Regions from separate parts of the Homo sapiens genome. Here regions 2 and 3 are each linked to region 1. The links are chromatin loops, found by intact Hi-C in ENCODE. Cell type or tissue: heart left ventricle. All regions are shown on one strand. Each heading gives the region's core, and the rest is flanking DNA. Links, peaks and the distances in the headings are about the cores only. Region 1 overlaps LOC124904512 (a long non-coding RNA gene). Region 2 has its middle 240 kb from the start of GPATCH2. Region 3 has its middle 410 kb from the start of ESRRG.

Evidence for each region. Peaks named below come from ENCODE experiments on the same cell type or tissue, not always from the same donor. Only the 100,000 strongest peaks of a DNase experiment are listed, where the experiment ranks them.
Region 2: it touches region 1 in a loop (7-fold over the local background); 6 of 110 quality-filtered maps call a loop at or near these places.
Region 3: a loop joins it to region 1, with 3 times the contacts of the local background. A loop is called at or near these places in 4 of 110 quality-filtered maps.

Annotation. Positions count from the first base shown.
Region 1 is chr1:216,745,332-216,755,597 of GRCh38, forward strand. It overlaps LOC124904512 (a long non-coding RNA gene), which reads right to left. Exons shown (of 2, transcript XR_007066880.1): 1 at 7,847-10,266. It also overlaps a transcript of ESRRG not described here. Among named protein-coding and RNA genes, the nearest start is that of ESRRG, 27 kb to the left of the region's middle. In heart left ventricle, for the core only: a CTCF peak has its summit at 4,872 (motif pointing right); no DNase peak of the experiment used is centred there; H3K27ac peaks cover 3,296 bases.
Region 2 is chr1:217,388,647-217,398,912 of GRCh38, forward strand. No RefSeq gene overlaps it. Among named protein-coding and RNA genes, the nearest start is that of GPATCH2, 240 kb to the right of the region's middle. In heart left ventricle, for the core only: a CTCF peak has its summit at 5,420; no DNase peak of the experiment used is centred there.
Region 3 is chr1:217,131,329-217,141,594 of GRCh38, forward strand. It overlaps a transcript of ESRRG not described here. Among named protein-coding and RNA genes, the nearest start is that of ESRRG, 410 kb to the left of the region's middle. RefSeq lists enhancers at 2,354-3,120, 4,669-5,380, 5,381-6,091, 6,803-7,513 and a silencer at 3,279-3,573. In heart left ventricle, for the core only: no CTCF peak of the experiment used is centred there; DNase peaks (open chromatin) are centred at 3,820, 4,460, 6,433, 8,451 and 1 weaker place; H3K4me3 peaks cover 4,613 bases; H3K27ac peaks cover 2,622 bases; H3K27me3 peaks cover 4,078 bases.

The sequences.
Region 1 (10,266 bases), core at 1,549-9,548:
TTGTTTGTTTGTTTGTTTGTTTATTTCCCATCATTTTTTCCCAAAGACAGGGTCTTGCTATGTTGCCCAGGCTGATCTCCAACTACTGGCCTCAAGCGATCTTCCTGCCTCGGCCACTCAAGTTGCTGGGATTACAGGCATGAGCCACCATGCCCAATATGTTTTTGCTTCTTTCATTCACTTAAGTAACATTTTTCTCTATTGCAGACACTGTGCTATGCATAGGAGTTTTTACCCTCTTGAGTTGAAGGCTGAGGTTCCCCCTGCCCCCTCCTTTCCCTTTGTCCAGTCTCTCAATGCGTGTATTCAATGCAGGCTGGTTAGCCAATTGATTAGGAGGTTGGGTAAGTTTCCATGTCAGCTCTGTGTATTACTAGGAGTTTGTCCTTGAGAAAGTTACTTAACCTCTCTGTATTCAGTTTACTCATCTGTAAAAGACACACTCAATAAAGAATGGCTATTATCTTTAAATTGTATTATGGTGATGTATATTTATATTTCAGTCCTCATGTAGAAGGCAATTATCTATGTATCAAACTCATTCTGTAAATTGTAAAAAAGTATACAAATGTAATGTGGTGTTATTATTTAATACAGGGTTTAATATAGGCTTTAATGTAGAGTTTGTTTCAAAGAGAAGTGAAAAATATTTGTTGAACACCTACTATGTCTTAAGCTTTGTTCTGAGAGCTTTACTTACAGTATTTTGCTCAACCTCAAAAAAGTTCAATAATGTAAAAATAATAACAGCCTTCTTTTATTGTGCAATTATCTAACAATCTTAATAATGTAAAAAGTAGATATTATGGTGATAATGATTCTGATTTTATGAAGAAATAAAAAGAAGGAAATGAAGCTCAAACATTAACTTATCCAAGGAAACCTGGCTAGTAAGTGACAGAACCAGAATATGACCCCAGGACTATCTGCTGCCAGGGTCTGAACTCTTTCTGCTACAACACATGCTTTTCCTAGATGGAAGCAATGTATAATAGAGGAGGCCCAAGCTAGGCTGATGAAAAGAAAAATGATACCAAACTAATAAAATATTCATATTTACAGGCAAAATGCCCTCATTGGAAAAATATTAATTTAATATATATAGTGTTTTATATCCCAAATAGTATGACATCCACATAACCGTAAATAACAGAAGTTACCAAAGCTAACTTTTAAAAGAATTCTTTGCTTAAAGTTCTTAATTTTCGTAGTATTTTTGCTTGCCTAATGATAGAATGATGGTGTCAAATTTGAAAATGTAGGCAGATGTATTCATTTTTAAAGGTATCACTTGGAACGTCATACCATTTATTTAGATCCTATAGCTGATTAGTGACCTGTTTAAATAGATAAAACTGGTAAATGTTTGATGAAATAATAAACATGTGCACTGAATCTTCATCTCCTAACTTAAAGCTCTTACAGAGTTGTCAAATTCTAAATAAACAAAGACTGGTCCCTTTTTCCAAAAACTGTCTGTTCATCAGATAAATGAAGCATGTAAACCCACGTGCACACACTATTTTGCTTTACTTTGTGCTATACCTGTTTGCAAGGAATTGTAACCATTTTCCTTAAAACGGCCTTATTTAACTTAATTTTTTTCCTTCAATATATTCAAAAGACCTTAGATTATTATCAGTAATTATCAGTATGACTTAGCAAAGGAAACCTCATCAAAGAACTCATAAAACAGGCTTCATAGAATTTGTATTTTGTAGACTTGTTTTATTTTATTAATTTCTAGCACAAACATCTCACTTTAAAGCTTCCAAAAATGCTTGCACACCCCTAATCTGATTTTACCTATTTGTGAGATAAATGATGTTAGTTTTCCAGTTTTATTGATTATGAAACAAGGATTCTGAGACGTCATTTAAATTGCCTGGGATTCTATCAACCCATAAGTGGCAGAGACAAACTTGAGAGTAATTACCCGCATCCCACCAGGCTTCTTTCTGTCTTAGCCCTGTGTTTATTCTTCTGCCTCACTCTATGGCAATACCATATGATGGGAATAATGTCAGTGTTCATATACCTCTTTGTCTCACGTGCTAGGTCCTCACAATATCATTCATATGGCTCTGTTCCTCTGCACAGGTCCTTTATAGCATCACAAGGATATAATGATAGATTGGGTGAAATCCCTCTCCCCTACCCCTATGCCCAGCAACACAGCTTCTCTCTGATTTCTCTGGATATCCCAGACACAGGAAGGTAGAGCAACTGGGTATATGGCCCACAATGATTGCATTTCCTTCCAAAATAGTTATGATGATTTTTATCAAATAATCCATAAACACTTAATACCAAAATACTTACTGGTATAATTCTGGTTCTGCTGTGAGCAATTTGTGGACTTTGAGCGAAACGTTCAATCATTTTAGGCCTCAGCCTACCAACTTTACTGTGAGAAAAAAGGACTAATTTATACAAAGTCTATTCAAACCTTAAAATATTATTAATCTATGAAAACAGTATGTGGCATAATTCAAAAAACAACAGTGCTCAGGAGGCTAAGATATAATTAATAAAATCCAGTAGGTTTCCTCCCTCATTTTGCCTATAATGTTGCTTATTCTATCAACTCCATTTTGCTTTAGTTTCTTGCAAATGAACTAGAAAGGTGATTGTATAAAGGTTAATTCTATGATGTCAGTAACATGAACTTTAATAAAAGATACTATTGAAATAGAGTTATTACTCTTAAAATGTAGGGCATTCAGATAGGACTATATTGGGATGTAATTATTGATTTACAAATAAAGTTTAGAAAATAAGAAGCTTTGGAAGCAGAGGGTAAAGCTGGAATCCCTCATAAGCAGTGGACTCTCAATTCACTTGTCAATGTATAGCCTAGATCCACACTTGCTCAGAACAGGTTACAAGTATCACACTAGTTAATCCATGCTACCCAGACGGAATGGAAATGGACATTTTGTGGCACCAGAATGCCTAGCTACTCTAATCTGTCTGGGACCCCATTTTTTTAATGCAGTAGTAGCAGAATAAGAAAAACATACAAGAAAGTCAAATGTTTTCCCAACTGCAGAAGCAAACACTTTGCCAGAAATTCCAAATAATTTAAAATGTGGCCTTGCTTTCTCTCCCTCTCTCTCTCTCCCTTTTACTATCAGTACCAAGCCAAGAGTCTAAATATTAATAGAACTATTTATACAGGCTGTTGTCCACCTTAATGCAGATTTTTCAAATTTCTTCTGCAACTTGCTGTATCTGAACACACAGAAACCTCTTATTTCTCTTGTGTTTGCTCAAGTTACACAAGTAAGTTCATGAACATTTTGCCAATACACAAATTCTGATTTTTTTGTGGGGAATATAAGTCATCCCTGTGTTTATAAAGTGACAGAATCTGGAAGGATGTTGTCAGGCCAGCCAACTTTTTCAAACTCACTTAAATCAAGTGCTGTTATTGAGGCAGACGACGCACAGAAAGCAAGTTCACATCTGAGTGCAGTGGTTGTCTCCATCTAGAAATAATCTCAAAACATGGTATGTGAGTGTGGTCTCCTTGGGGGCACCACATACCCTTATAGACAGGCACAGAGCTGGGGAGGGGCCCATCCATTTGAGTCTATGCTTATGGGGTGGCAATCTTCAGTTGCCTACGGTCGACGTAGAAAGACAACACCTGCTTAAATCAAATCTCTCATCCATCCCTTTTAATTTGTCATGGCTCCATGCTCTTTATTCCAGTCCATTCTCTTTCTAGCACTATAAGGAGCAGGGAGAGCAGGCAAGAGACCCAGCAGCAGCCTGTTTGCTGGGAACTTGCACAGTTAAGGTGTCTAAATATTTTTTTTTTTGCACTGTTATGCCATCACTTAAGGATCAATTAACTGGTCTCTGTGGCAAACTGCTGTTCAGTGACTGGTGCCATCCAGTGCGCTGGGCAAACTGACACCAATGACCAATGCTCCCCATGGTTTGTCGTGTCTCTCAGGTTCCCTAAGACCATACCGACGGCACCTGTTAAAGCTGCTTCTGCTAAGCTGTTCTGCATTTGTCTGGCTGGATTTGGACTTCCTGGATCTCTGACTGAATACAAAGTGATTAGAGAGCCCAGTGTTTGGCAACAAGCGCGATAGGGAATACGCTGTGTGTGGGTCCACAGGAGCACAATGTTCTTCATAACCCCATGCAGGGAGCGCCCTGCTAGATTCCCTGTGCTGTGGAGATCAAAATGGTCTCTTTTGTCGTCAGCTGTTTAACAGCAGCTGTTTAATGTAATTCCAAATGATTTGCTTGAATGAAGTTGTCATTCCTGCAGTAATCTTTAATTTGGTAAAACACATAGCTGAGCAATGCTATTTTTAATATTATTTTAGCTTTAAAAAAGTTTCCAGTCCCCATATTTTCCATGATGATGACAGATCGAAATCATTACTGGGAAGTATAATTACGCAAAGGAGAAAACTAGATATTAATATCAGCATTTTTCTACCTAAGTTAGTCAAATGCTAATTGGCAAATAGAGGTTTATCAAAACAAACAAAAAATAAGTATAATGAAGTTAACAGAAGAATTTTTGCATCATAAACTTTATCCCCATCTATCACTAAATGTAAATTGCACCTTTTTTCTGAGGAATATGTCTTATGTTAATAAACTCAAATAGCTAGTCTAGGAAAAACATTTTAAAGATTTCATGTTTTAAGCATTTGGACAATAGTGCTCAAACATTACAAAGAGGACCACAAATGAATCAACCAACCTTCCTTCCTTCCTTTCTTCGTTCCTCCCTCCCTTCCTTCAGCTTTATTGATTATCATCCATTGCAGTTTGTAGAGAAGTCTGTTTACAAGGCAAAAAATGCCTGGCCTGTGTTCTCAGGCAATTCTGCAGTTCTCCTGTGAACAATAGAGGGCACTGATGCTTCTAATCTGGCAGACATCGCCTCGGAGAGAACAAAATCACTCTTCTACTTGTGGCTTGCCTTCCAGCTAGCCAACCTCTCAGTACCACATTCCATTTGTGATAGACTTTCTCTCTCCTAAGAAAGCTACCTCTTTTCTTTCTCTATTAGTTGATATTCTATGTCCAGTTTTCAAAGCTCTGCATTAAAAAGCTGTTCTTCAGTTAATAGTTTGTGGTCTTTTAAAAAAATATCTCCTGGCTTTTCTGATTATGAATGGCTGTTCTTAAAGCATATCTTCTTACCTTACTGATCTTCTTTCTAACCCTATTTAAATACAATTCATTCAGAGATGATGCTACTTGCTAGGATCTTGGCTTAAAAATGAAAACTCTATAGGCTAGGACCCTTTATAAATATATGTCCTGACAACCTACTGTCCAGTGGCATGTATTTATCAAATGTCACAAATTAATACATTGATAGGCACCAGGCCACCACCCGAAGAAGAACATACTGTGATACAGTTCTTCACTAAAGAGAGTTATTTACCTTTTTTTAAAAAAAAACTCAAAGCCATAACAATTTAAACTGTTTCACTTGAATCAAATGAGATGCATCATCCATTTCCCTGATGTGCTTTCAGTAAAGAAGAAAAGGCTTCATAAGAAATACCTTAGGAGAGTGCTCTGTGTTTAACCATTTTCTCACCATAAAAGTTAAAATCACCTAATCAGAAAACACCCTATCATTTTATACTGAATGGTTCATAAGAACATAAAATTCCATTTAGCACTGCTACCCGCTCTCATCATCTACCCTTTTAAAATGCTTACCCATCTTTCTCATTGCTATTCAAAGAAACAGATTTATTTCTCACCCTGGAGTTGGGAATTTTGGCATGCCAGATTGAAAATGTACCCAACACCAAGTAGTGGATGGGTTATTCTTAGTCTCCTTACACGCTTAAGAGAAAATGGGGCAGTGTATGTCTCTAAATCAAGTGAAGTTCTTTGGAAACTATGACTTCAGCTATAGCTAGATTAGTGAGGCTGTTGTCATATTAGAGAAAGAACTGGGATCATGAACAATAGAAATGCTAGTCACAGCAAAAGAGATGAAGGGACAAAATCTTAGGGACTGTGAGAAGAGGTTGCAGAATTATTACCATATTCATCATACTTCTGATTTATTTTAACTTTGGTTATGGAAATTAGAGAAATTCCTCCAGTGCCTTTTTGATGTCTCTGAGCAACCACTGACATTTGGTGGGGGGTATTTTGCCTCAGCCCAGCTGTGCAAACCCCTTTCATCATTTCTCTCCTGTCCCTTTCATCTGCCCTTTCACTGCCTGCCCCTCCACTCCCTTTATTCTTTTCCCTTTTTTTCCTCCCTGCTTAGGCATCAGGGCCTGGGAGCCACCAGTAGACCCAAAAGACACAAGATGGCTAGAATAGTTCCTGTTTCTTCCCTGATAAAGTCAAGGGAAAAGGCCTCCCTAGATAACCTGTCCCTTCGCTTCTTTCCTCAAGGTTTACAAAATAAAAATCAGAATCATTGGTGATAACCTTTCTTGTGTTTTAGACTGTTTATCGTATTAGATGGAAGAATATTCAGCTGATATATATATTTTTTTCTTTTTGGAAGAAGCTATTTCCATGCTGTGGCTGAGCTCTCTGGCAGCCAACAGCGCCTTTGATTAGAAGGCTACTTCATAAATTACAAACCACCAGAGTGAGAGTCATTATGTAGAATGGGCTCTGCCATCTGGTCGTCCACTCTCTACACGATAAAGGCCATCATCCTTGCTCTGTGGCTTGGTTACTTCAAGGCGTCCTTAGCCACAGCACTGAAAGAAAATAGATGTTTTCATTCTAAGCTCACTTGGCCTTTTAAACCTAGAATATTCAAGCACTTGGAAGGGCTATTATTCCCATTTAACAGATTGGGAAACTGAGATGTAAAAGAGTTAAGTATTTTTGTAAAAAATCCAGTAAAAAAAATGTACAATTTTTCCTTTGCTTCAATAGCAAGAGAGCAGATTCCGCTTTTCTCTGCTTTCTAGCTGTATAAGAAATTTCAGATACATTTCATTTCCATTTTCTGAAAGGTTCTATCAATGGAAATTACGGGTGCATGTGACAGGAGAGAATGAATTTCTTATTGAAGAGGTAGGCACTCTGCAACAATTCATCTCAGCTGCCTCTAAAGAACAAAAAATAAAAGTTTTTTAGTGAAGTTGATAAAATGCCAGACAGGAATGAATACTTTACTTTTACTTATGTTTCTTTCCTGAAGCAAACAGGAGAAACATACCTCCCTTTACCTCTGGAAAGCAGTTCAGAACACACTGCTAGAGGTCCTATTCTCTTCAGAAAGAACTTCTGGGCATTTGAACTAAAACTGGCCAAATCAAAGAACTGTTTAGCCCAGCATGGATTCAGTATGATGGTAATTACTAATTGCTTGAGTCTGAGACATTTCTTTCTTCCTATACTAGGGTATTTTAGAACAGTAGAGTGTAGTGGACATGTATTCTGGAACAGTGGCTGGGTCCCATCCATGCCTCTTATTAGCTCTCTGGTCTTGGGCCAGTTAGTTAACTTTACTGTACTTCAGTTTCTTCCTCCATAAAATGGGCTTAGAATAGTAACTACTTCATTGGACTGTTGGGAGAATTAAAATAGTAAAATTGTTACAGTGATTAGAACAGAACTGTTTCAAGAAGAATATTTTGCTGCCTTCTCACTATTTTTTTTCAATCTATCAAGATTAAAAGTTATCAAAATAAAAGAAAGGTAGATGCAGAACCACCAGTAAGTTTATACCAGGATGATGAGGATGATGTCTCACTTCTATTAATGGAAATAATATGTGTGGCTTTGCTGTCTTTGTAACCTATAAGCATTACCAATTAACATGGGCAAATGATAACCAAAGGCAAAGGACCATATATCTATATATTGATACACACACACACACACACACAGAGTAGTACCTGTCATTAGAACTTCCTACGCATACATAAACATGTTTCTTGTATTCCTGTATCGAAAGTTTCAAACTACACACTAGTGCTTATGATTACTTCTTTGCAAAGATATGACAATTCAATTGGATGCTTTCAATTAATGTTCAGAGAGTTTTGCCTGGTCTGTAATGTCAGACACTTTTCTTATCAAAGAAGGTTGGAATTTATGAGACATGGCAAGAGAAAACCATCAAAGGGTATTTTTAAAGTCCATATTAATGATTACTGCCACCCTCCTTTTAAAAAACAGTGAAAGAAAATGTCAGGAAAGGAGTTCAACAAACTAATACTGCTATTGCTTATAGTTTCCTTTTATCTTAAGTCTATGTTCTGATTTTAAAAAAGTTAATATCAGAGGTGCATTTGGGCTTTCCACATATTTTATAATAGTTGTGCAAATACATAAAAGTGTATATATTCTTACATTCCTGTGGTATAGCCCTTTAACAAAGTGTATAGGTATAGTCCAAATAAACTTAAAGCATACCTAATTTCTTAGCTGAAAAGCCAGGACCCTTTGGAAGTATTAAGGATTATGTATTATGACTTTGTATCAGAGTGTCAGAAACCCTGGCTTCAGATATAACAGGAGGGAGGAGGTGGGGAGTCGTAAGAAGGACCGGGTGTGCATGCATTGTCTACATTTTCTTCAGAGCAGGAATAAAATCAGTCACCAGTGATCTTTCATGCAACATAAAGTTGGACTTCCTGGGCTTGTTCTGCTCAGCTGTGACTCCACTCAGTGTTATCAACTCTGTGTGGCATTTGGTTATCCTACCATTGCTGCTCTCAGGCCTTTTGTCAGAAACCATGCTGATTTTACTGCCATTTTTTTCTTCCCAAAACATAAGAGCTTTCAAAAGTAACTTAATGGGAAGCAGCTAGACATTTTAAAAGAGATGGAGGAAAAACAAAAACCCGAAACCTTCTTCCTTCCAAATATTCTGAAATATAAGACCCAAAATGAATGTGACCTTGACCCAGCCTATACATTTCACCAAGGGGTCTAAACCCTGGGGAATCCCAGGCCTTCCCTCCAGAACACTTACACACATACTCACATGATATAGTGCTGTCTCAGGATTAACTTTTACAAAAGAACAGAAGTATCTCGAACTTTCACTCTAGAGTCCCGTATCTTTTTCAGTATTTCCTAAAACATTTAAATTGTGTTTTCCCCTCTCTATCACACTGCAAAGGTGACAGTCAACTTTTATCATTCAACATCCTTTTGGGAGCATCTTTCCTTCTGTACCCTTAGTTCAGATTTACCAGCAACTGTTAAAAAATATCTGCCTAGGAACTCTATATAAGAAACAATGAGTTTGGCCTAAGCTACTGCTGTGATGATTCACAGATAATCATTCAGCCGCCGGGCTCTATTTATATATTTATTTCAGTCACTAATTTCAGATTTTATTCCTTAGTATCTAAGTCAGTACAACCAGGCAAAAGAGAAAGAACTTTTTTTTTTTTTTTTTTTGCCACATTTTAATCTAGTTGCGTGTTGCGTAAAAGATTTGGTGGGAAACTTTGAAAGTAATGAATCACATGAACTTTCTCAATGATTTGTGGATTTCACTCTCAAACGTTCCTTTTCTATTTCAACTCCATTATAATGGATAATTGAGAACTGACTACACAGATGGGGAATGCATCCATCCATTCATTCAACAAATATTTCAAGATGATGACAGGGACATCAAATTTGCTACATGTAACTAGGCCTTCTTAAAAGAGGCAGATGATGATAGACTATGGAAGAAGGAGAGTATGGCTTTCATGTTTATATATTTTGGGTATTCCATGAACACATTTACAAAGAACAATAAAGAGAAAGGGGCTGCATAGCGGATATTTTATAGGTTCCAAAGCAATTCATGATTTTATCACATCTACTGTTTTCTTTGAATAAGATATTTTAAATAAAAACTGACTTTACTTTTTTTCAAAGCAGCAAACTGGTGAATTTTTGATGTTCTGTAATTTCCTGAATTATGGTTTTATATTAAATGTCATTCCTCCCAGAGTGGTAGCAAATTACATGATTTGCCTTTAAAGCAAAAATTAATTTGTGAATTTCAAGTCATGATTTGCCTTCATTCCACCTAGACCAGGACTCTAGATCTTAGAGCCCCCCAAACTCAGCTACTGTATATTGTAAAAAGGAGCATTTGGTTAAATAAATGGCTAAATTATCAAAGTGACTATATCATATCCCGAATTATCAATTATATACAAACTACATACTATATAGAAAATAGCTTTGTTATATTCAATAGCATATTATACTGTGGTTGGTGAAAATAAAATTCCTTTTTACTCCTATTTTCTTATATTTACCTCACATGGTCCCCAC
Region 2 (10,266 bases), core at 1,519-9,518, 640 kb after region 1:
ACTACTAAAGCTTTTCAAAAATCACATGTGACACAGAAGCTAAACCCTTCTGAACCCCTCCTTTGTCCACCGTGGTTCCTCCAAAGCCAGTGATTTGTGGGTATAGGGACGGCATTGACAATGGATGCCTGGGTCAGGGGTAATTAAAACATGTCAATGGCCAAGGAGGTGGAAATCGGTTCAAGCCCAATTAAGGCATTTAGCTATTTTACTGCTGCATCCTTTTAGGCCTCTTTCAGCTTATAAATATTAATTTAAAGACTACCAACAAGGACAGTAAACGGATTCGAACATAAAACTTCCTGTCAGGGGTGATTTATATCCAATAAAAGAAGAGCAGGATGGAGAAAGCCTGCTTTGCTAAGTTTATGATAGACAGTCAAAGAGTACCGTCAAAATAAAAAGGCTTTCAGTCTGCTGTCGGCTGTGTGGGTGTCTTCTTTTTAATAAGCAGCATGCTAGAATTGTATTGTTTGCTTTTATCAGTCCCTTGCACTGTTGAGGAAAAGTTCTCCTGCACTGCTAATTGAACTTGTACGATTTATAGGCTCATGGCCTGAGCATGGGAGAGATTATTAGGACTTAAAAGATAATAGTGCCAGCAAGAAAATTAAAACTGCTTTCACCACTTATATTTCAATAGTGCATAACTTTTACCCTTTATACATCCTACGATGGCATAAGAATTTGTTTGAAGGGAGATCTGTCTTAGAGTCTATGAGAAGCGATTTAATGCCAGAAAACCCTGCAGCTGTCTTACCAGTACTACAGGGGGCCTAACCATGTGAGTCTGAAAGTGACTTTCAATTAAAAAAAAAACAGTTTTCTAGATAAAAGGTGAACAATCTGACACTTCCAGATTATCACTGTTGGGAGATATTCTCCATGTGTCTTTCACATGTCTGTAGATCCTGTTAGCAGAAGCACTCTCTCTCTTGGCTCTAGACTCCTCTTTCCATGATGTTTGTACAGGGAACAGCCTTAGAAGAGAGAGATGGGGTCGCCCTCTGGAGCCAAGGCCAGGCTTCAAGCTCAGCAGTCCTCCTGGAACACAATCCACTATGTGTACAGGTGCCACCTGGTCCTCTTCACGTTGCTTTATGGGAACTGGGGATCGCGGAACTGATGCAAATGCTGATTCACTGGCTCCTGCCTGCCATAAGTAATAAGTCCAACTTCTTAGCTTAGAAACAGATAAAATCATCAGCAATGTGAAGTTAGAAAAGTAGTATGTGTAATATTTAAAATAAAAATACTTTACACGATAATATGTCTCTATTTCCCACCAGATTTCCACATTTAAAAGCGTAGAGTTTTCCTTTGACCATAACCAGTGAGAAGCTAGTATAAAGATGAAGATTAGGGAGGGTTATTGAGGAAACTTCACGTTCTTGAATCTCTGGGGGGTAAAAAAATCCTCAGCCTTCTGACGAAAAAGATGTTAATAAATGACAGAGTGGCAAAGTAATGTCGCTTCCAGTTCCTCAATTCAGAAGGTTATTGAAATATTAAGAATTATTTATGGTAAAAAGAAAACCCCTATGAATAAATAAGTCAACAACCTGAACAGACATCTTATCAAAGAGCATATACAGCTGACAAATAAGCATATGAAAAGATACTTTACATCATATGTCATTAGGGAAATGCACACTAAGACAACAATGAGATACCTCTATATACCCATTAGTATGGCCATAATCTAGAATCCTGACACCACCAAATGCTAGCAAAGGTGTGGAGCAACAGGAACTCTCATTGCTGGTAGGAATGCAACATGGTATAGTCACTCTGGAAGATGGCTTAGCAGTTTCTGACAAAACTAAGTATATACTTACTGTAAAACCCATCAGTCCTTGGTATTTACCCAAAGCAGTTAAAAATTGACGTCCACACAAAACCTGCCCATGGATATTTGTAGTTGCCTTATTCATAATTATCAAAACTTGGAACAACCAAGATGTCCTTCCCTAGGTGAATGGTTAAATAAACTGTGGTACATCCAAACAATCAATTAGTCAGTGCTAAAAAGAAATGAGCAATCAAGTTGCAGACATGATGGAACCTTAAATGCATATTACTAAGTGAAATAAGCCAATCTGAGAAGGTCACATGCTGTATAATTTCAGCAATACAATGCTGGGGAAAAGGCAAAACTAGAGAGACAATAAAAAGATCAGTGGTTGCCAGGGGTTGGTGTGGGGGAAGGTTGAAAAGGCAGACACAGAGGATTTTAAGGGCAGTATTAATACTCTGTATGATACTAAAATGATAGATACATGTCATTATACATTTGTCCAAACCCGTAGAATGTACGAAACCAAGCATGGACCCTAACACAAACTCTGGACTCTGGGTGATAATAATGTATCAGTGTAGGTTTACCAGTGGTAACAACTGCACAACACCGGTGAGGATGTCAATAATGGGTGAGACTGTGCATGTGTGGGGGCAGGAGGTATTTGGGAACTCTGAACTTTCTTCTTCATTTTTTTTTTCTGAACTTAAAATTGCTCTGAAAAAAAAAGTCTTTAAATAGGAAGAAAAGAAATATGTATGGTAAGTAGAAAGACTAACATACTATTGTATATAAAAATTTAGAAATGTGTATTTGCATAATAACATAATTTTAAACATGATTTTCAGTAATTTACATAATGTCTAGCTAACTAGGGCTAGGATCTTTGGCAATGTCTTCTGCCTTTCTCTCACTCTCTATTATCTCTTTGCTTACTATTGCAAAGCACTGGAAAAGTACTAGTGGTCAGGGGAACAACAAGAAATAAGACAATCCAAGCTCTCCATCAGGTTCACTGTCTAGCAACAAGTGAGACACACACATGAGTTAAGTGAGCCACAAAGAAGGAAGAGGGTGGAAGTGTCCGGAAGTACCAGGTGAGGGCTCCACATGGGCATTCTGGCCTCTGGATTTTAAGTGGGAGTATCTATATGCTACATATTACTTGAAAATTTTACTCCAGGATCTGGTCAATGTCTCAGTGTGGTGAGATGAGGTCCAAGATATATGAAGTTGTTTCTTTGTATCTATATGACCAGGAAAAACTACGTTTGTACATGGCTAACTTTACGTCTATTAGAAGTCACCAAATATTATTAGTTTAGCTCTTATTTCCAACATTCATACTGTCTAAATTTTGTAAGTATTGCTGACTTGAAAGTATCATATCAGTCCTGCTTCTCACAGTCTTGTAAGTAAGAAATCTCGTAATCTAACTCTGGCTCTGTTCTGAGATCCAGTGGAGTTATTAGGATGAAATATGTTCAGTCCACCAAGAATTTTTTATTTTCTAGTGGCTGATTATTTGGCCCATTGAAAAAGCTGGAGGTCACACTGTAGATTATATGAACTATTATGCCCATTGTCCATTAGCCCCCAGGTGAATAGAGTGACCCCCCCCCTTCACTGTCCTCACCTCCAGATTATGCATAAGGAAAGACAATGTCCTTAACCAAGTTTTCTCCCATTCACATCTTCAGATATCACAGTATTGTTCCTTTTAGATCATTAAGGGAAGAAATATGCTGAACATTGTCTCTTTTAAATGGACAAGGGTGGGATTTCTGCAAGGAGTGTGTAGTCTGATAAAACCCATAATAAAAAATGTTGAGGCTCCCTCAAATTCCACATGGAGATCACTACAAGTTTAAAAAATAACAGAGATGTATTTGTGGAAGGAAACCCTGAACAAGGATATACATTTCCTAAAGAGAACAGGATGGTTGAACAAAGCTTTGATGATGGAATTAACATGAAACAAAGGCCCTCTGAGGAAGATCAGTCTGAAAAGAAATGAAGAATACATAAAACTTTGTTTAATTTATGGAATTTATATGCTGCTGACCAGTAAGTATAAAGTTCCATTCCCTTGGTCCTCATTATCACTCATGTATTACTTGTCAGTAAATGTGATGCACTCAGAACATAACAGCTACGGTAATATTTCTGTTCCCACTGCAGCTTTACTACACCCATGAAACTCTGTAATCTTTAAATTCCCTCACTGTTAACATCTGCTGAAACATTATTGGTCCCAGCATAGCCAAGCTGCTCTGAAATTACATTTAGCAGAGTAGTTAATGCTAACAGTATAATTCTAGACGCAACCATGTTTGAAAAGAGCTTTATAACTCGCACAATGATTGTGCTTCCTTTAGCTTTTATTTCTTTCATATCTGTGTTGTATCATGATCTCATTGGTTTGGAGCGTGCCATTGGAAAAAATAGCATATTTTATATATATTGTTCAGTAAACACTACATTACATTCTGACTTTTCTTATTGCATGAACGAAACTCTCTTTTTCTAGCACTTTTTAAGTGAAGTGAAATTCCATTGCAAGATATGATTATAAACATTTAGCAATTTGAGGCAGGAAATTAATCAAGTTTCTGTAAAATGAAGATATTTTGTCACCCTGTTAAGGTGCTTTGAATGTTTTAAATCGAAATGGTCCCACAAATATGCTAAATAAACAGGTTGTTTGTGACTTTTGTTAATTAGAATGCATTCCTTCTATAATCATAAAGTAGTTAACCCCTTTTAAGAAAAATCTTTGCCCTGAAAAACTATCTTTGTTATAAATGCAATAATATAAACATTGTATTGACATTACTCTAAAATTTCTCATTAATATATTTTATATCAACATATATTATTATAGTTATATTTACTATTATATAAATGATGTTTAAACATTTTTAAATGTGGGCATTTATCTGATCTAGAAAATGCTTTAGTAAATTGCTTGGTAGAAGTTAACGATTTTGCTTCCCCAGAGAATATTCTTCCCAAAACTAAAATACTATAGTTTAATTTCACCATCAAGTAAAAATATGTATTAATAATTTAATACTAAGCAAAATCAGACACTTTTATTAAATTCGAATTTTGTTGAAGGCAAGAAGTACAGCTTACTAACACGATATAGAGAGTGGTATTTTTAAACAGTTAGTGAAACATCTGAATATATGAAGGAAGAAAGAACATGTTCAAGGGTGTTTATGTGGTTAACTTAAACAGGGTTTTACAAAACTTTCCTTAAATGTACAAGATACCTGCCAAAGTTGGGGCCGTATAATATAATCAAAGATAATTGTATAGAATTTATTAATATATATGTTGCTTCTTGAATTTTTCTATATTTGTGTCATGTATAATAGTCTGTTGAAGCCAAGAGATTATATTCTTAGCTATCTCTGTAGGATCTACGTCACAATATAAGCAAGATTAAGTCTTTCCTTATAAAAAGTGTTGGGTTTATCTTTTACCCCTACCCCCTAGGAATTTTCATCCTCTCTGGGTTTCTTGTTCTTCATGCCAAGAGCAGTTACATCCACTATGCAGAAACCCTCTGGTCAGAAAATTCTTTGCTTTGCACTAGTGCCCTCTACTTGCTGGCCAGACTTTTCACTTGGGTCTGGCATTCCCTCTTTATTCAGGCTCTCTTTGGCTAGATTTCTGAGTGTCTGCTACATATCTGCCTGTAGTGCAGACCCATGGCTTGCATGTGATCTGAAGCTGTGTCCCATCTTCAAGCAGCAAATGTCTGCCAAGCACCTGCTTGCTAGGTACTGACCTTTGCGTGATGCTTTACCCAAATGTGCTCTAGGTCTGGATTCCAGATCCTAACTCTGCTCTGATCATTGGCTTTCTTCCCCAAGCCTACAATGCTCCCATCCAAGCTTGTATTTCATCACTCTTATTTCTTATTTTTGGATCCACAAACCCAAACTTCTTTCCCTGTACTGACTTTCCATGGTTGATGTGATAAAAACATTAATTTTTAAATGGTATTTGGTTGTCTTTCATGGTATATGTACAAGTTTATAATAAAGCTCTAGACAGAGAAACAACAAAAAAAACCCTTAGGTTTTAAAATATATTCACAGAGTAATTTACCAGACAAGGCAAAACGTTATATTATCATTGAATATTTATCTTTATTATGCTCATCTCCTAATCTTGTACAAGAATATGCATGGAGGAAATCTTATATTTGAGATCTAAGCGGTATCTGATTAATGAACAGCAGTAAATTATAAGTTGCCAGCTGGTTTTCCAACATTCGACTGTAATAATAATCTGACTTCATATCTCCTTTTTCTCCTTCCCTTTCCTCATTATTACTGTAAAATTAGAAGCATATGGAATGATATTTATTAAGGCAAGGTGAAATCTGTAGAAAGTTGAAAAAAGAGACAGAAGAAGTTTATTTAAAATTATTACCTTGGGGTGTGTGTGTGTGTGTGTGTGTATTTGCACGTGTGAGAGAGAGAGGAAGATGAAGAAAGAGAGAAAGAGGGATGGGAGAGGAAAAGAAAGAATTTCTCCCTGTTTGTCCTTCATCTCCTTCAAGACTTGTCATCAACAGTTCATGAAAGGGGTCTATCAGGTGACTTAAACAGACATGGTAGCAACAATTATCGTTGTCTTCAGCTGCTACTTTGAAATTCCTTCCCAGCCCGTAGCCCCTATGAAATCAGTGAGCTTAGGCATCCCTATTTATGCCTCATGATCCCTCTCCAGCTTCAGCTGACTGGACTAGAGGTAGATGCACGACACCTCCTACCACCATCACCACCCAAGGGGAACTTGATCCTGGCTTGGACTGAGCTAGTAAGGTTGTTGGGTTTGTTTTGTTTCCTTACTCCCTTCTTTTTCTCTCTCTCCAATTATGATACACAGAAATTGGAACTAAAATGTCATTTAGAGCTGAGGTTACAATTGGAAGCACAGCAAACCAGAACAAGGTAAGTTTAATGAGCAGAACCCAAAATTTTGCCTTGCAGGGGAGATTAGTAGAGAAAATAACGGTGCAGAAAGCAGAAACAAGCAGAGATAAACAACATAACCTTAGAAAGAGAGATAGCTAGAGGAGCTCTCGGGCAATTTTCTAGTCCCACGAAGTCTGGCTGTGCCCTCTTCCCAGTAATATATGCTACCATGGGGTTCTCCTCCATCTTTAAAATAGCCTCCTCCTCTGCATTGCATTTGAGCTCCTTTAAGTTAATTTCTGTTCTTTGCAACCGAGTTAGCACTGACAAAGATGGCAGTAAGGGTACATCCTCCCTTCAAGGATCACACAATCCAAGTCAGATACCAATGGCTGAAAGGGCACATCAAAGATATCTGCTCTGAAAAAACACATCAATGACCAGTGATTCTCTGACATGTAGGCTTCTTTCTTGGCCATCAGTACCCCTGTACGCCTCTAACTATTTGTTCAACTTTATTGTCATCACCTTGGAGTTAGTAAAAAATCAATTTTGAAAAACATATCAGTTGCCTATATGCAAATGGCAGAGAACAATACAATATTAATATTTTATACATCATATCTGTTCATGTTTATAGTATTATATTAAATCAGATTAAAATCAATAGCTAAAAAATGTTAACATGGAATAAACGTTACAACCCATGGAAAGATGGGTAATCTCAAACAACAAAATCAAACCTGAGATCACATTTTACATGGTCTTTGAGACTACTTTTTTGTTATATTCAGCAGGCTTCAGAAAGAAGACTTAGCTATTTTGAGTACATTGTTTTCTGATAATTTATATTTTAATATTATTTGTGTGTAGATTTTCCACGTTTTTCCCCCATGTTTACTCAGGAAAAAAGTGCTTATCTAACTCCCTGGGGCATCTAACTTAAGTTTTAATTCACATACTTGAAAAAGTAATATAAATTTGGGATCATAAAACATTTTTAGTGATATTAACATTATATCACAATATCTGAATTTTGAAACATTGTGGAATCAGCATTGTACTAGGCATCACAAGGCCTTGGTTCTAATCCCAATTCTATTAAATTATTTATGTCACCCTGGGCATATTTCTATCTTTTTGAGTCTACCCTCTCCTCCCCACCCCCAAATTAAGACACAAGAGCACCTACTCTAAGGGCACCTTATGAGAAAAAAAAATCAGAAATTTGAATGTTAAAGAGCTTTATAAATCACATGTCCTAGATTATTATGATGTTAGTAGTGACAACAAATAGATGTGTGGTGTGTCTTTTGTACAGGTGTGAGAGCCTGTACTCACTAGTAAGTCCCGCTGTCTTTTTTACCAGTAAGTAGCCATAGCATCTGTTGAACAGAAGAGGAAAAGGCTGGATTCTTGATATGAGACAAAACTGACAGGATTTATGAAAGGTTAACTATGGACCATAAGAAAAAGCAAGGAATCAAAACTAAACAATAGTTGACAGTCATTCCTTCAACAGCCACCTCAACAGTATCTTCCATAGAATGCTCCCACAAATTCTATTTGTTAATTTAACAAATGTTTATGGAGCACCAACTTTGTATTCCATGCTCTGCTTACACTTGGGTATAAATCAGAAAATAAAACACAGTTCCAACTCTCAAGAACTATGAGTTTACTGGAAGAGACAATCAATTACCATACAATGAGGGAAAATCGTGTTGCACAGAGAAGAAGTATCTAACACAACTGTTACCCACAGGAAGGTGAGAGCTAAAGATAGGCTTTGTGGAAGCCAGAGAAAAAGACAGAGGAGCATTGGAGGGAGAAGGAACCCTATGTGTTCTCCTAGGACTTGCAATTTGTTCTGCAGAACAAGGCATACGTGTGCATATCAGACTTTACAGAAGTTTGAAGATATGGAGGGATTTCTATTGCAGCAAAACAAAACTCGAACATTACAAATCCCTATTATTAACAGTCTCTGTGCCATATTGCTTGCAATGATTGGCCTTCACTCACATCTCATTCTCTTCAACCCTTCTCAGACCCTATCTCTATTTCATAATCCCCATATTTACCATTTCTTATGCAAAGTAACTTATCTGTGTTTAGCTCCTGCCCCACCCCCCCATATTCAATTCAGCATTTTCAGAGATAGATGAGGCCATGACAGAAGCTTTAAAAATATGTCTGTAGGCCAGGCACTATGGCTCACACCTGTAATCCCAGCACTTTAGGAGGCAAATTGGAAGGAAGATCGCTTGAACCCAGGAGTTCAAGACCAGCCTGGGCAAGAGAGTGAGACCTGGTCTCTACTAAAAATAAAAATTTAAAAAAATTAGCCGGGTGTAGTGGCACATGCCTGTAGTCCCAGTTACTTGGGAGGCTGAGGCAGGAGGATCACTTAGCCCAGGAGTTCGAGCTTGCAGTGAGCTATGATGGTGCCACTTCACTTCAGTGTAGAGAGTGAGACCCTGTCTCAAAAAAAAAAAAAAAAAGTTTGTAAGTGACCTTCTCTAACTCATCTGTAAGCAAAATTTCTTCCTCAATGGTGGTTTCTATTTCTCCAGTTACATATTCGTTTAAATGTTTTGCATACCATAGAAGAAAGCAGTCCAATCAATTTGTTCTAATTGTCTTTTATACTCTATTGTGACTTTTTTATAAAATGTGTTTTAGGCTGAGAAAAACACTTTTTAAAAATATTTGGAGAAGGATTAGAATTAAGTGGAAAGTTAAAGAAAAGCCATCTTGTGTATGTACTAAAAGTCACTCTGGGGCATGTTTTAGGAGCCCATTAATATATGCAGCAAGCGGTTGAATGTATCAAGTTTTAATTCCAAGGCAAATGTTAATGGAGCACCAAAATATGCCCTGTTCGGTCTTAATGCTGAATTTTAGTATGATAATACCTGCAATGACACCTAAATTAGGATAGAAGCCCCAACTGACTGTTAGTGAAGTTTTCAAAACATGGCAATTTATTGATTACATATGTCAAATTCCATTGACAAAATCTATTTTTTCACATACAGTAATAAAAATTGGCTCAAGTTTAAAATAATCTGATAGCACCCATTATGCAATGCTTCACTCATAAATACTAAATAATCAAATTGGGCATGAAGCCAGCAAAAGGGAACTCCTTCTGTCAGTTCGGAAAAGATTACTTTAAAATATTTGACTGTCTTACTTAAATGGGCTAAAAATGTACAAGACAAAAAGCAATCACATAAACCAACCATAAAGAGAAATAATTTTAAGATAATATCTAGTGTCATTAAAAATTTACATACCTATTTTTAAAATTGATGCTTAGAACTGATTCAATAGTTACCTTGCTTTATTATTAATAAACAGAATGAAATGTGAATATAAAATATAAATGTAAAATAAGAAAATATCTAATATTCTTTACATTTTAGCCTGCATCTGTAAGATTGTAGCAGCACATATGAGGCACTTGATAAGTATTTGTTGAATGAATAAATGATTGGATGAATGACCATGGAGATTAAATGTCTT
Region 3 (10,266 bases), core at 1,354-9,353, 390 kb after region 1:
AAAGAAAAAAAAAAACAGTGAGCAAGTATTTGAATAATTCAAGTTAAAAAAATATCTTCACTTTGATCTCAAGCATGTATCTAACTCAGGTGAAAGCAAAGGCAGTTTTAGCTAGAACTACCTGGAGAATTGAAGAGGGAGTAATCCTGTCCCACAGAATCCAAACATATCTGGTTCATGTGCTGTTATTGTAAGGAAATTTGAGAAATACAGCAACTGAAACCAACCTGTTGAAGGTGACCAAGAACTGGATGAAAGTAAATGCTTTTATTTTATGTCAAAATGAAGTGAGATATTGGAGGGCGCAGAAGACTTTGGAGGTTGTATACGTATTCAGTGGTCAACTTCTAAAAATGCTCAGCCAGAATACAGCCCTGAACATATGGCTAATACATAATCGGAGAATTCTATTTCTTCACTTAAGGGGAAAAATTTGAGTTCAAATTGGTGAGACCTAATAGAAAAGTATCAAGTTAATTGAAATTCCTTGTCAAAGAGTCACTTAGTTCTCTGGGTTCTCCCTAATTCCTTCCCTCCTGACATCTGGGTTTCAGGCCTCAGCTCTTTGCCTTGAAATGTGTAAATTTGATGATCAAATAAAATCCTGGAAGGAGACTATACTCAGTTCCTCTAGACACTGACCTCTTAGAAAAAGAAATCCCAATAAGGGAGGGCACAAGATTAGGAAGACCCCATTGCTGGAGCTCTGGAGTTGCTGACCCAAGAAAGATGATGTTGGGGATCAGAGTGGAAAAGGAGGGAGGAAAGGAATTGTTCCAACTTTTAGGAAAAGCTTAGCCATTGCCTTCATCTGTCCATGCTCAGTAATTTTATTTTTTTAATTTTGTAGAGAGGGAGGTCTCACTGTGTTGCTCAGGCTGGTCTCAAACTCCCAGAGTCCAGTGATCCTCCTGCCTTGGCCTCCCAAAGTGCTGGGATTACAGGTGTGTGACACCTTGAGCTAGGCCAATTAATTCCGTATTCTAGTCAAAGGTCTAGCTGGGAAAAGGGAGAGGAACAACTGGGATTGGTTCTCAGGCCATTTTAGTACCCAGATGACACAGCCATGCTGGTAGAGAAGGAAGGACGGTGGCTGAGGAATTGCAAGTGGGATTGAGAAAGGTGGGGAATTTCAAGGCTCATAAAGTTATCTTGGTCTGGGATGGTTCAAGCTGATTATCGCATCCCTGGCAACTTAGCAGCCAGTGGCACCACGAAAAACACAATTTAGGAACTGTCAAGAGATTATGCTCTGATTATTGGTAAAATGGTGGCTGCCACTTATAACCATGATCTAAGGTCGGTCGTCTAAGAAAAGCAGGGCCTGTATGCAGATGGGCACAGGTACCCACTTCTGTCCAATTCCACGTGCATGGACACTCTCTTGTTGCTTCTTCTTGGGGGTTACAGGTGCATGGTTACCCCGTCCTTGCCTCGTTTTGGGGGTTACAGGTCACAGATCTGAAGTATTTCTAAGAGGACAATTCCTCTTTCTGCCATTTTCCAGAGTTGCTTGAAAACGAGCTAATTTGGAGGAAATGAAATTTCTTCTTTCTTCACTAACTGATTTGGAAACAAATGGGCCTCTCCGTTCTCTGTCACCACCTCCCTTCCATACCCCGAAAGTTTCTTGTCTAGTTTTGTCTACATGGTGGAAATGTCATCTTTACTCGCAAGGAGAAAGAGAACTTGGGGTCCTTCCTATCTAGAGCCCCAGACTGTGAGGAAAGACCCAGGGCTCTAGAGGTCAGGCCACAGAGGCCTAGCGCGGGAAGGACAGGCCAGAAAGAAGCCTGCTGTTGGGAGAGCGAACTAGAAAGCTATGGCCAGCATTGCCGCATAGAGAGCTGAGCGAGTGAGTCTCACAGCCAGAGCAAGTCACTTTCCTAAGCGACGGAAGCTCCCGAATTTTAAGATCCCGTCAAAGGCGGGAAAAGCCCTAATGCTTCACAAAATTCTTGAAAGCGGAATGAATGATTTAGACTACAAACACTATGCTCCCACCGCTACCCAGGAGCCTGGCGCCTAGCGCCCCATCTTCAGGACCCAGAGTTTATGCTAAAGTAAAATTGCCGGAGGTACTGGGAGCCCACGCTCGGGCCTTCTCCAACTTTGGCCAATACTTGAGCGACGCGTGTCATAGAAACATTTTGGGGATGGGGTATCTAAATGTGTCTGAGGGTCCTTGGCTAACTAACTCCTTCACTCTTGAAAGTCCTGGGCTTTTCAAACTGAACAAGGTGGAAAGAAAGACAGCTAGCAATGGTGTTTTCCTTTTTTCTTTCTTTCTTTCTTTCTTTCTTTCTCTCTCTCTCTCTCTTTCTTTCTTTCTTTCTTTCTTTCTTTCTTTCTTTCTAACTGTGCTTTTACTTTGAGTCTTTTCCTTCTCTCTTTTCCTCAGTACTTCTGCCTTTCTTACTTTGACCTGTTCTCTCCTTTCCTTCCCTTCCCATTAGGGCCTAGGGCAAAGATCAACAGCTAAGATAAACCCTCAACCAAAGAGCTGAGCGCATTTACAGTTGGGGAATGGGGCTGAGAGATACTGAGACATCGCACCTCCAGCACCTGAATTCCAACATTTAGAGGTCAGAGCCACCGGTTTCTGCCTATGAAGATGTACTAAGTTTCGCATCTACCCATATCCCCGAATGTGGCCCAGAGTTAGTGGCAGAAACTTGTTTCTGCTTTTAACTTTGCAGTTGAGTTTTGGAAAGCGGTTTTGGGAGGGCCAGGTTGAGAATCTGGGCAGCTCCGGGCCAGATGCGGGCGCCCCGGGTCCTGTCTGAACCAGACTGCTGCTGCAATGTGAGCTCGGGAGGGAACTGGGGATGCGAGCTGGGAACAGACCGCGCTCCAGCCCCCATGGTTTGTGACGGGGAACTTCGGGCGCACACACCCTGGGGAGTAGGTCTCCTCCAAATGGCACCGACACAGACTGGCGCTGGATCTTCTCTCCCTGCTAATCTATCCGCAAAGACCGCCTGGGCACTTTTGGGGGAATGTGGCCAAAAGGGGACTCTAACTGCGACATCTACAGAGGAAGGAGAAACTGGTGGTGCCTAAGAAGTTGATCTCGATGCGCGCAGTGAGGGCACAGGGCCCTGCGCGCCAGAGAAGCGAAGCCAGCGGTCTCCACTTACTTGTTCTTAATTCCTCCCTACCCCCGCTCTGGCCTCTCATTTTCGGCCTCATGGATCCAAGACCCGAGGTTATTTTCAGTCACAACTTTCTCCACACCCCGTACCCCCAAAAGTGTACCTCAGCTCAGGCGGGAAAGGGCACTTTGACCCGCCGTGCGCGAGTTTCCAGCCAGCCGCTGCGCGCCTGAGAGAAAGAGCGCCTGGCTGCGGCTCCGAGCGCACAGCTCTTCCCCGCGTGTTTGGCGCGGCTACGTTTCTCTTGCTCCGGGCTGAGGCTCGAGGAACCTCGCCAGCCTGCTGTGGTCCCGTCCCCTTGACGTTTGATTTCTAAAACCGCATAGTCTGCGGCTCTGGCATTTAGAAAAAGAGGACAAGGTCAAGGCCTGTGGACCGACCGCCGCGATCCGCTTGCACCTTTGCTCTCACAGCAAGCGAGTCCTGGCCGCAGCCGCTGGAAAAAGGTGCCGCAGCGCCCAGTTTACCTGGAATTCAGGGACCTGACCCTGACTCTATTTCCGGCTAGTCCCAGCCTCTCCTTCCTCTCCTTTCCCCGCTTTCCGCCCAGGGCGGTTCTGAGATTTTGATTAAGAGAGATCTGTCCCCGCACCGCAGAGGGATGGTGCCAAATGGCCAGGCTTCCTGGGCACTGCGTCCTCATTCCCAGGTCAGAGCTACTGCGAAAGGAAAGGTCTCCATCTGGACGCACCTCGTCCCCTCCCCCAGCGCGCGGGGCAGCCCTCTAGGGCCAGCTCGGGCACGCGCTTTTCCCCCTCCTCACCCCCTGCTCCGCCCAGCCCCGTACAGTTTTATTCTTTATGAAACACACACGCCCACCCCGCCTCCCACGTAAAGGCCAGTCTTGACTCATTTTGCGCCCAGATGCAAACTCAGCTGGAAGTTGAGGGTAGGGCCAAAGAGGTGAGGGGAGGGTAAGAGATACAGCGAAATAGAGAATGAGAAGGGAGAAATCAAAGGGGGAGGAGGGACAAGAGAAAGCGTGTGGAGCTGGAGGTTGAAGGGGCAGAGGCGGAGGCCAAGGACTGAGCAAGGGGCGCGCGCGCGGCGGCGGCGGCGGCGGTGTTGGCGGCGGCGGCGGCAGGGCGGCTGCACCTCCTCCCAGCCTTTTCGCCCGCGCGCGCGAAGCGGGGTCAGGCGCGGACCCACATTCACCGACTGCAGAACTGTTTTCTTTGCCACTACCAGAGGGTGTTTCGGGGCTCCCCACGGTCTTCTCCCTGGCTGCTTGCCGCGTGAGAGCAGAAATAAAACAAAACAAATCACGGGACACGACGGAGTCGGGCCGCTGGGCGCCTCCGGGATCGCTCTCACTTTGCACTCGGAAGCGGGCGCGGGGATTCGGGCTGCCGCGTGTAGCCTATAAATAGCAAACTTTTTGACCGAAGCAACTAACAAATAAGAGGAGCAGGCGTGCATTTTGCTCAAGATCCCCCCTTTTCTGGGGACGACCTTACTCCCACCCCCGCCCCCTTTGCAGTAGTTGTGAGGGGATAGATTGGGAGAGAGAGATGAAATTTAATTTTATTAGAATTTACAGTAGTGGTGTTAATTTTTGCGGAAGGGGGTAAGAATCTCGCCATTTATCTGACCTTCTCTACCCACCTACCTTTGCTACCCTTCTCCCCCACCCAACAACTGGCACTGGATGGGAAGGGCAAAGAGCGGAGCTCCCAGGGAGGGTGGCTGTTGAAGACAGGGGGCGGAGGGCGATCCGGAGCCGGGTTTCTCTCTGGGAGTACCGGAGTGAGTGGGAGGGAAAGGGAAAGCAACGCCAGGAGTTGGCGTTTTCCTGAGGTACTGGGACAGGAATTTAGGTAACCCAGAATTTTAGATGGAAGTGCGAAAGGTGAGTGCGGAAGGCACAAAGGAGTTCCTGCAGTGCAGATTTCCTTTCCCAGAAGCGACAATAACCCACTCAGCAACTTTACTTCAACCCTAGGCTCTGGCCTACCGGGAGGGCAAACGCGGGCACCCGGGTCACGTCATCGCTTGCTTGGGGGCGCCAGCTCTAGCGTAAGCCTGAGCTGCGAGATAGCTCCGTGGGGTTTTGCCATGGGGTCTTGCTTACTAATCACCCCGCACGCCCTCACCCCTGTCCCTGGACGCCCTTTTGCTGCACCCGCTCACATCTGCAGACCCAACGGATGGGATCTACTTGACTGAGATTCCTGAACACAACTTACTGCCCGCCCTTCCCCTTTCCTTTTGGCCAGGCCGGATTGTGGGTGGTGATTGGCTCAGTAGGATTTTCATTTTCATTCTAGGTGCTTCCTTAAAAATAAAGCCCCCCGAATATAACAGACACTCGCTCCATACACCAAACTTCCCAGTTCCTGAGGTTGCTACGCTAAATTTATCCTGAATGTCGCACAGAAACCAGGGTCAATAGGACGATCAGCACGGATGGGTGTGGGGATTGAGGAAATTGGAGATATTGCAGCTGACGCCAGGTACCGGGAGAGGAGAGTCCGCAGATGCAGGGACGTTGCTCTGCTCCTCTTTGGACGTTCTCTGCCTCAGTGTCAGGCCTGCGAAATGGGAGTCAAGCCCGTCCCGTGGGCCTAAAGCGACTAGTAGCTGGGGGGGAGGGAGCCGGAGGACAGTGGTGCTTTTTCTTTCCAGTGCCCCACCTCTGCCCAATGCCAGCAGCCAGTACACTACACAAGAGGTCAAACGCCTAACCTCTACTAGTACCCCAAAGGGCAAAAACCAAACAGGGTCCCCCATGCAGTTTATGTAGTGGCGTTGCTGACCCAATCGCGCCTTTCCTAACACCGCTGCCCACCAGTTACCTCCTCCTAAGACCGCTTCCCACTAGTTACCTCCTCTTAAACGCAAAAGTTACTCTGTCCCAGAATCCAGTTTGGAAAGAGTGGAAAAATGCAGAAATACTAAGGGGGCTCAGGCAGTAGCTCCCCCTGCGGGGTGTGCCCACCGCCCATGGCTCCACGCAGGCGTTTGCGCGCGTCTCCCTTTCCAGCCCCCGCGAAGACCGCGCCTGGGGCTCGAGAGCTGACGGACTGCCCTTTCCAGGCTGCCCCAAGGGCCTGGGAGGCTGCGGTACCGCCTGTCGGTCCCGGTCCCGAGCGCGCTTGCTTAAGAGTTCTCAAAGACGGGGTTGGAAGCAGTACAGACGTCCCCGGTTATCGCTGCCGGGCTTGTGCGCCCCACGCCACCTACCTGTCCGGCCTTCCCGCTCCAATTGCTGACCCGTTTAGGGAGCCCGGCCTGGAGCCCGCCGCCTCCAGAGGAGCCCGCCCTCGCCCTCCCCCGCGCGCCTCCGCTCTCTGGGACGCCTGGCCAAATGCGGGGCGGTCTCTCGCGGGCCATTGGCTTGGGCCACCGTTCCGAGTCAGCTCCTAGGATTTCCCCAGGCTTTGCGGCCCCTTTGTGGGTCTAGGCCAGCGCCTCACCTTGCACCCTATTCCACCTCCAGTCCCCTTAGGTGCCCCCGCATCCCTCCTCCAGAGTCCAGGCTTTGAAACTGCAGCAACTCCGCAAAGAAAGCCTTTGGGAAAACCTCCTAGAGGGCCGAATGTGGAGGTCGGGTGGGTGGGTGGGTGGGTACTCGCGGCATTTCTCAAGGTTCTGGGTGTTCGTAACTAGGGGAACAGGCCCTATGGGGGCAGAAATGACAGACGCACGAACAGCGTCTCTGTGGCTGTCTGCAGCGCGAGGTTCACGTCTATTGTTTTATGCCTCCGGGAGAGCTACCCCGCGTGATAGATCTTTTCAGATCCATCACTGGAAGAAAAACCCTGGTGATAACGATTATCTCCCGCTCGCGCTATCTCGCCATCGCCCCAATTCATCTCCCTCTGGCTCTAGCCCCTTGGGGAGACGAGGAGGGCGAGGCGCTGGCAGGAGGACCGGCCAAGCCGCTGTCCTCGGATGGAGAGGAGAGGGAGAGGCACGAGGCCACCTCATTCGTCCCTTTCCGCTTCGGGCTGGGGAGACAGGACACCGAGGGTTTCTTTCTGTCTCTGCCAAGCCTCACGCTTCTTTCAAATGATTTTAGCCTGGTGCTACGGTCTATCCATATACATTTCCAATCTCATGGCTCATAAACTATTAGCAAAATGGTTTCATTATTCACCTTCTGTATCCTACAAAAGGGAGAAAAGAAAGGAGCGGGAGGAAGGCACAGTGGGGGCGGGGGACAGTCGTCGGACACTAGTTAACAATGATGCCTCCGGTGTTTAAATCATAGCTCAGACTGCTTTCTTCAAGCCGACACTCAACAAATCTGGTCTGTTTCCAAGGATCTGTAGCCGACCCCTTCTCCCCCTCCCCCTCTCCTCTCTGTCTCTCTCTCCATCCATCATATCCATCTCTCCTTAATACTTGGTATTCTGGAAGGACCAGATGAATAGCGAGATACTGCAAATCCATTATTTGCTTCATTAGGTGTCATCAATAAGGCACGCCCTTTAGATACGACACACATAATTAATTGGTTAGATTTGCTATCCCTGGCCTCCTTTTGGGTGGTGTTGGTGATGGGATCATGTGGCATCCCTGAAACCATGTTAAGACAAAAGTCTAGGTTGATAACCAAGAAGTTGACTTAGAGATCGGTGTGGCCTTAAGGTGCCCAACTCGGCACCAAGTCCTCATCTGGCTTCTGCAAGTGGGGAAGTTGCAATGAACGATGTGTGGGAGTGTGGGTGAATGTGGGCGTGCATAGGAGCGCCTGCCCCTGTGAATGTGTATAGGCAGGAGAATGAGGCGGGTTGGGCCGGGGGGTGCTAACAGATTTCAGAGAGAGGGAAGATGCAGTCAACAGCTCTTACTCAAGGTCTTTGGTGGATTCTGAGAAGTGTAACACACACACATACATACACACAGTCAACCCAAATGAAAACACAAATAGAAGCAAAGTGACACATGGAGGCCTGAGAACCTAGGGCAAAGGGCTAAATAAGGCAGAAAACTGCGGGCAGGCGGGAGCTGGCAGATGCAGCCTTGGGCCAGTGGAACCTGGACCTGCTCCTCCGATGAGGTCGATGATGATATTAGGTGTCTCCGCGAATACTGTTACTTTTCATATAAATATTTTTAAATCTAGAATGACTATCACTCCCCCTCCAATACATACGTACTCTTCCCCTGAACTTTTTGAAAATATAAAGGACGCTAGGCAAGTGAGCTTGCGGTAATTATCCCTGGATAGAGAAACCAATCTGGCTGGGAGAGGCCCCTCTGCAATTGCCGGCGGCGGCGGCGGTGCGCGGGCCCGCGCAGAGGCCGGGGACTTCGGGCGCTTGCTAGGTCACCGCGCCGGGCGACCGCCGCTCGCCGGCTATTTAATATACATGGGGTGGGAACGGAGCGAAGCGGATCTCCGAGCCTGCCTGTCCTGCAGAAAAAAAAAATCAATTTGCTATTTATTTTTGAAATATATAGATTTAGGGAATGTTTTTTCCAGCTCGACCCCCTTCAAGAATGGCGGCCCACATTTAATTACGTCTTTTAATGACTTTTCCCTTATTTGCCATCGCTATTCCACGTTAAGGGCGGGGGCGGGGTGGAGTTTCTTTGGGGGGTTTTCAATTCTGGTATCTTCAAAAAGATTTGCCTTATGTGTTAATTGCATGCTGTTAAGCACATCTGGGACTGTGTGCTGACCAACTCAGACCAACTTTTAATTAACACATTGACCCGGAGAAGAAGCAGCCGCCCAGCCTCCCCCTCTAAATATGTATATTAGCCACGCGGAGGCGGCTCGGCCCGCGCCGCCAGATGCAAGCAAGGAATTGCCTGCGTCGAGGGGCGGGAGGGGGTGCAAATTGCAACGGTTCTCTCTCTTTCTGTGAGCGTTTTTTCTCGCCTCACCTCTAGGAAAACAACAAAGAAAAAGAGTAAATGACCGGCTCCTGAATCAGGCTTCTTACATCCTTTAGGCGTGACTTGACCCCAGGCAGGGGGCTTGGAGGAATGGGAGGGAAGGCCTGCTAGAGCTATTTTCTAACCAACCTGCCTTGGGCCTGAGTGACGACTCCAGCCTGGGCTCTTGGAGTGGACCGAATTCTACTAATGAATATGGGAATGCCCTAGGATCCTGGTGGAAGGAGAGAACGAGCCACTGATTGCCTTTTGCGGTTCTGCTCTTCCTCCTTCCAACCTCCTCGCCTTTGCCGGAGGCTCTCCGAGGCTAAGCCACAAACTCTAGGGCTCCGGGTCCCAGAAAAAGGAATACTTGTGTTCCCCCCTCCCCCACCCCTTCGCCGTATCCCTGCTTGGAGCACGCTGTAGTCAAGATAGGGTAACGGAAATGAGTGGCTATTTTTAGGACTCCAGGCCCTTTCCCAGAGGTCTAGGCTATTCAGGGGTGATATTTAGCAAAGGCCAGTCAAACTCATGTTGGAGGGATAAATAAACCTGGAGCACAGCAGAGATGATGCCGCCTGCAGATATGCAATTTCACCCTAAGTAATTTCATTCAGGATTGATGGCGTTTCACTGGAGTGATGCCTTCAAAGTGAGTGCCTAGCTTGCTTCCCTGTAGAGCACAAATGCGGGTTAATCCCCAAATACGTACTCATTTTCTCTTTTCGCATCTAATCTCAACTGCCTCGCTCTTCTAAGTGCTTAGCTTCTGCACACAAGCCTATATAAAAATGTCAGAGTGGTATTCCTTCTCCCAGCCATAAAGAAGTTGGAGTGAATCACTCCCAAGTCACCATTTAACGTCCCCTCCAGGTAACAGTTGAAGTTTCCTGTTTGACATTTTTCATTCCCCAATACAGAACTTTTCAATAAATAAGCAGTGCTAGCGTGAGGAGAAGCCTATGTCACAATAAATTCACAGCTATATGCTCTAACTATGTCGATGCTTTGGAAAATTTAATGTGACAAGATTGCGCCCCAAATTCCTTCCACCTCTTTTTTTCCTTATTCTTATTCTCCTTTTTTTGTCCTTCTCTTGAGTCTACTTTTCCTACCCACTTATCAGAGAATCTGCAAAATTTGAGACTAAAAGAATAGAAAAGATAAAGACAAGAAAACAAAGTTCTATTACTCAGTATTCCTCTCAGCTCCTCCACATCTTTTTATATTCAGATAAAGGTGTAATCAACCTATATCTTTAGACAGGGAAAAACCAATC